Linked DNA regions of Homo sapiens: region 1 is linked to region 2. A link is a contact called in ENCODE Hi-C or POLR2A ChIA-PET data. All regions are on one chromosome and are shown on one strand. Each heading gives the region's core, a stretch centred on a gene start or an enhancer-like site at or near the end of the contact. The rest is flanking DNA. Distances are from core to core; before and after follow the strand shown.

The links. A loop is a pair of places that touch in the nucleus more often than their neighbours do. ChIA-PET counts read pairs that join two places held with the same protein, here RNA polymerase II (POLR2A). Pooled maps may share reads with other maps.
Region 1: a map with no recorded cell type shows a loop between it and region 2 (5-fold over the local background). The contact joins two enhancer-like sites. A Hi-C loop is called at or near these places in 2 of 37 single-sample maps with no recorded cell type and 4 of 50 pooled maps. POLR2A ChIA-PET finds 5 or more read pairs at or near these places in 5 of 52 experiments (BJ, GM12878, activated B cell and 2 more).

Annotation. Positions count from the first base shown.
Region 1 is chr19:16,448,222-16,450,921 of GRCh38, forward strand. The region is part of intron 1 of EPS15L1 (epidermal growth factor receptor pathway substrate 15 like 1); the gene reads right to left. Among named protein-coding and RNA genes, the nearest start is that of EPS15L1, 22 kb to the right of the region's middle. Within about 2 kb of position 1,375, at least 8 of the 41 ENCODE cell types and tissues checked have a DNase peak (open chromatin) inside an H3K27ac peak, as active enhancers do.
Region 2 is chr19:16,257,425-16,260,124 of GRCh38, forward strand. No RefSeq gene overlaps it. Among named protein-coding and RNA genes, the nearest start is that of AP1M1, 61 kb to the left of the region's middle. RefSeq lists enhancers at 1,062-1,396, 2,262-2,481. Within about 2 kb of position 1,312, at least 22 of the 41 ENCODE cell types and tissues checked have a DNase peak (open chromatin) inside an H3K27ac peak, as active enhancers do.

The DNA of each region.
Region 1 (2,700 bases), core at 125-2,624, 190 kb after region 2:
TGTTTGCACTGTGAAAGAGCCATGTAAGGCCTGGCGTGGTGGTTCATGCCTGTAATCCCAGCACTTTGGGAGGCCGAGGCAGGAGGATCACCAGAGTTTGGGAGTTCAAGACCAGTCTGACCTACATGGAGAAACCCCATCTCTACTAAAAATGTAAAATTAGCCAGGCATGGTGGCGCATGCCTGTAATCCCAGCTACTCGGGAGGCTGAGGCAGGAGAATCGCTTGAACCCGGGAGATGGAGGTTGAGGTGAGCCGAGATCACACCATTGCACCATTGCACTCCAGCCTGGGCAATAAGAGCAAAATTCCGTATTAAAAAAAAAGGGGGGGGGAGAAAGGCCGGGCGCGGTGGCTCACACCTGTAATCCCAGCACATTGGGAGGCCAAGGTAGGCGGATCACCTGGGGTCAGGAGTTCAAGACCAGCCTGGCTAACATGGCTAAAAATACAAAAAAATTAGCTGGGTGTAGTGGTGTGCACCTGTAATCCCAGCTACCCAGGAGGCTAAGCCAGGAGAACTGCTTGAACCCAGCGGGCAGAGGCTGCAGTGAGCCGAGATTGTGCCACTGCACTCTAGCCTGGGTGACAGAGCAAGACTCCGTCTCAAAAAAAAAAGCCAGATAAAAAGGTGAAAAGGCAAGCTACAGACTAGAAAGAAAGGTTTGCAAAGCACATATCCAACAAATGACTACTATCTAAAATATATACTAGAGAGCTCTCAAATTCAACAGCATAAAAAAGAAAACAATCAAATTAGAACATGGGCAAGCCAGGCATGGTGGTGCGTACCTGTAGTCCCAGCACTTTGGGAGGCCAAAGCAGGAGGACTGCTTGAGCCCAGGAGTTCCAGACCAGCCTGGGCAACATAGTGAGACCCCATCTCTACATGAAATTAAAAAACTAGCCAGGCGTCGTGGTGCACACCTGTAGTCCCAGCTACTCAGGAAGCCAAAGCAGGAGGATTGCTTGATCCCAGGAGTTCAAGACCAGCCTGGGCAACATAACAAGATCTGATTTCTTAAAAAACAAACAAACAAACAAACAAACAAACAAAAAAACACGAAGAAGAAAAGAACATGGGCAAAAGATCTGAAGGCAAAAAGACATTTTACCAAAGAGGAAATATAGCAGATGGCAAATAAACGTATGAAAATATGTTTAACATCATTAGCAAAAAGAAGAATGCAAATTAAAACCACAGTGAGATGCCACTGCACGCTATCAGAGTGGCTAAAATAACAAATAGTGACAACATCAAATGCTGGTGAGGATGCAGGCAAACTGGGCCACTCATACACTGCTGATGGGAAAGTTAAAAGGTACGGTGACTCTGGAAACAGACTGGCAGTTTCTTAAAACAACAACAACAAAAAAAAACTAAACACAACATGAAACTACCGCATGAACCAGCAACTGTCCTGGGCATTTACCCGGGAGAAATGAAGAGTCATGTTCATACCACATCCTGTATGCAGTGTTGGCCACAGCTTTATATGTCACTGCTCCAAACTGGTAACACCCCGGATGTCCTCCAATAAGTGAGTGGTTCAGCAAACTGTGGTCCAAGCACACCATGGAATACTACTCAGCAATGAAAAGGAATGAACAGCTGACACATATGCAATAATCTGGATGACTCTCCAGAGAATTATGCTGAATGACAAAGGCCAAACCTCAAAGGTTACATACTGAATAATTCCATCACATAACATCATTAAAATGATAAAATTGTAGAAATGAACAGAGTGGTGGTTGCCGGGGATAAGGAAGAGATGGGCTGGGAGGGAAGTGGGTGTGGCTATAAAAGGGCAACAGGAGGGACGTGTTCTGTACCTGGCTATCAACAAGACCCTATCTCTACAAAAAAAAAAAAATAGCCACGCATGGTGGCACATGCCTGTGGTCCCAGCTACTCAGGAGGCTGAGGCAGAAGGATTACCTGAGCCCAGGAGTTCAAGGCTGCAGTGAGCTATGATCGTGCTACTGCACTCCAGCCTGGGCAACAGAGCTGTCTCTTAAAAAAGAAAAAAAAAGCTTTCAAACCTTGATTCCGTGCTCTGATGCCCTCCCCAGTCCATGTCATTCACCTTGCTGCTTTGCTGAATGTCTAAACTCTCAGGGGTGGTTCTATTGCTTCTCGGTTCCTCTCCAGGGCAGGGAACGCATGCCTTACCCCTGTGTCATGCCCCACTGCAGGCCCTGAGTTCTGTCTGGGCTGGACGGAGGCCGTGAGCCCCAGGCATGTCCATCTTCTTTTTTTTTTTTTTTTTTTTTGAGACGGAGTCTCACTTTGTTGCCCAGGCTGGAGTGCAATGGTGCGATCTCGGCTCACTGCAACCTCCGCCTCCCAGGTTCAAGTGATTCTCCTGCCTCAGCCTCCCAAGTAGCTGGGATTACAGATGCATGCCAACACACCTGGCTAAATTTTTGTATTTTTTAGTAGAGACAGGGTTTCACCATGTTGGCCAGGATGGTCTCGCCCTCCTGACCTCAGGTGATCCACCCGCCTCAGCCTCCCAAAGTGCTGGGATTACAGGCGTGAGCCACCACGCCTGGCCAGGGCATGTCCAACTTCTGCTGGTCTCGCAAGGTGGTCATTTGGGTCCCCAGAGAATCCAGGACTCTTCCTTCAGAACCTGAACATAGCCATCATCATCAATATCCCAGATGCAATACTGTACCACCATTATGCAAATG
Region 2 (2,700 bases), core at 62-2,561:
TCTTTCCTATAACTTAAGATGTGGGTGTATATGTATATGTATACAGATGTAGATGCGTGTAATTTATTATATACTGTTAATTTCACTATTTGGGTTGTAATAACATTATTTTGAAATAAAAATATAATTGTTCAGATTGTGGGGTACATCTGAAGCCCTTAGTCCTTATCGTGTCCTCTTCCGGAAGCTGAGATCTTGGTCAGCAGGTGCAGAGGAAAGAGCCAGGTTTCAGAGCCACAGAATCAGTTTCTCTTGGAATCTCAGGTTCCTTCTCTGTGAAATGGGGATAGTGACACTCTGACTCCAAGCATTCACACATGCTGTTCCCTCAGCGTGGTCATCCCTTCCGTGTCATTTGCCTGGAGAGCTCCTACATATCATTAAACCCCAACTGTGATGTCCCTCCTCCAGGCAGCTGCCGCAGACAGATGCTCCAAATTCTCTCATCCCCACCCGCCTTCCAACCGAGCCCTGATCCTGCAGGCTGTGGCCATCTGTGTCCAGCTCTGTCTCCCTGAGACTGGGGGCTCCTTGAGGACTGGGCTAGGGGACACAAGGGGATGGCGAGTGTTTTATAAAAATGGAGATGCCAGGCTGGGTGCAGTGGCTCACGCCTATAATCCTAGCAGTTTGGGAGGCCGAGGTGGGTGGATCACCTGAGGTCAGGAGTTCGAGACCAGCCTGGCCATCATCGTGAAACCCCGTCTCTACTAAAAATACAAAATTAACCAGGTGTGATGGCACATGCCTGTAATCCCAGCTACTCGGGAGGCTGAGACAGAAGAATCGCTTGAACCCGGGAGGCAGAGGTTGCGGTGAGCCGAGATCGCAACATTGCACTCCAGCCTGGGCAAGAAGAGCAAAACTCCATCTCGAAATAAAAATAAAAATAAAAAATAAATGAAATGGAGACCCCAGTACCCCCCGTTGATAGATAAGAGACTGAGATTTCTAGAGGGGCTCAGCTTCCCTGGGGGACAGCTGTTTAGACCCAGAGCCAATTTTCAACTCTTGGGCAGCCAGACTGCAAGTCCAGTGCTCCTTCCAAAACTTGTGTGTATGGAGAACCCACCACCTGTGCCCTGACCCCCTCCTGGTTCCCCACAGCCCCTGCCCAGGCCAGGACACCCTGTCCCCTGGGTGTCCCTGAGGTCACAGATAAGGCCGCTGGGCCCGGCTATCGGCAGGAAACATCTTGGCAGGACAGGAAGCGCGGCATGGGTCAGCCGCGCCTGCACCCGGCTCAGCCTATCAGCGGCCAGATATTTTGGGAGCCACTATATAAACCCCAACTCGGCTCCAAGCTGTTCCCCGGGGAAGCCTCAGGCTTCATGTTCTGCGGCAGCCCTGAGGCTGCTGGAACACGGGGCCCGGGAGGAGCTCAGGAGCTGAGCGGGACAGAGTGACAGGGGTGGACTCCGTCCGGGCATCACTGCAGGCCAGAGGGTGCTGGCTCTGAATCGAGCTAGCCCCTATTCAGTCCTGGTGCAGACACTCTCACTTGCTGGGCAAGTGGCTTCACCGCCCTGTGCCTCAGTTTCCCCCTCCCCACATCCCTCCTTTGATCCTGTCCCAGGGAAAAACACACCTCCAGGTCCTGGAGCCTTTTCTGAAGTTTCTGGGCCGACATCTGAGGGCCAACCCACTTTCTCCCAATGCAAAGCAGGGCCCAGGAATCTGCATCTTAAAACCTGCCTTGGCCGGGCACAGTGGCTCACACCTGTAATCCCAGCACTTTGGGAGGCTGAGGCGGGTGGATCATGAGGTCAGGCATTCGAGACTAGCCTTGCCAGGATGTTGAAACCCCATCTCTACTAAAATTACAAAGATTAGCCGGGCATGGTGGCTGGTGCCTGTAATCCCAGCTACTCCGGAGGCTGAGGCTGGAGAATCGCTTGAACCTAGGCAGCAGAGGTTGCAGTGAGCTGAGATTGCACCACTGCACTCCAGCCTGGGCAATAAGAGCAAGACTCCGTCTAAACACACACACACACACACACACACACATACACACACACACACACACACACACAACAGGGATCCATACGCAAGCCCAAGCTTCTCAAGTTCAAGAACATACGGTGGGTCCAGCTCCTCCACCCAAAAAGTTCAGTGGACAGGCACCCAGCGTGACACCGCATAACTGCTGAATTTGAGCCACATTATAAGAATGGGCTGTAGTTATTCCCATTTTACAGAAGAGGGGTTGAGGCCCAGAGAGGGGCAGGAAGTTGCCTGAAGCCACACAGCAGCCCAGAGGCCACGCCCTATCAGAATCTCCACCCCGTGCACCTCTCAGGAGATGCTCCAGGGGTGATGTGGCCAGCCAACAAGCAGTGGGGTTAGGATTTGAACCCGGGTCTGCCTGCTCCACGACCCCTTGTTGGCACAGAACAGTGCCATCTTGGGCCCAGTGATGACTGCTCTGGTCCTGAATAACATGCATATTTCTCCCAGGACCAGTAAAAGTGAAACGAAGAAGTGAAATAAAAATACTCAAGAACTCACTGGGGCCCGCAGCCGGCTCCTGACCTCAGAGCCTCGGCCTTTCCTGGGGAGAGGCAAGGGGGCAGGACGGCAGCGCGGGCAGAGGAACCCAAGCGTGGCTATGTAAAGTGGCCGGCCCAGCACCTGCGACTGCCTGCCAGGGCAGGTGATGAAGCGTGCCCGGCCGGCCCCCACCCCAGGCAGCTGCAGCTG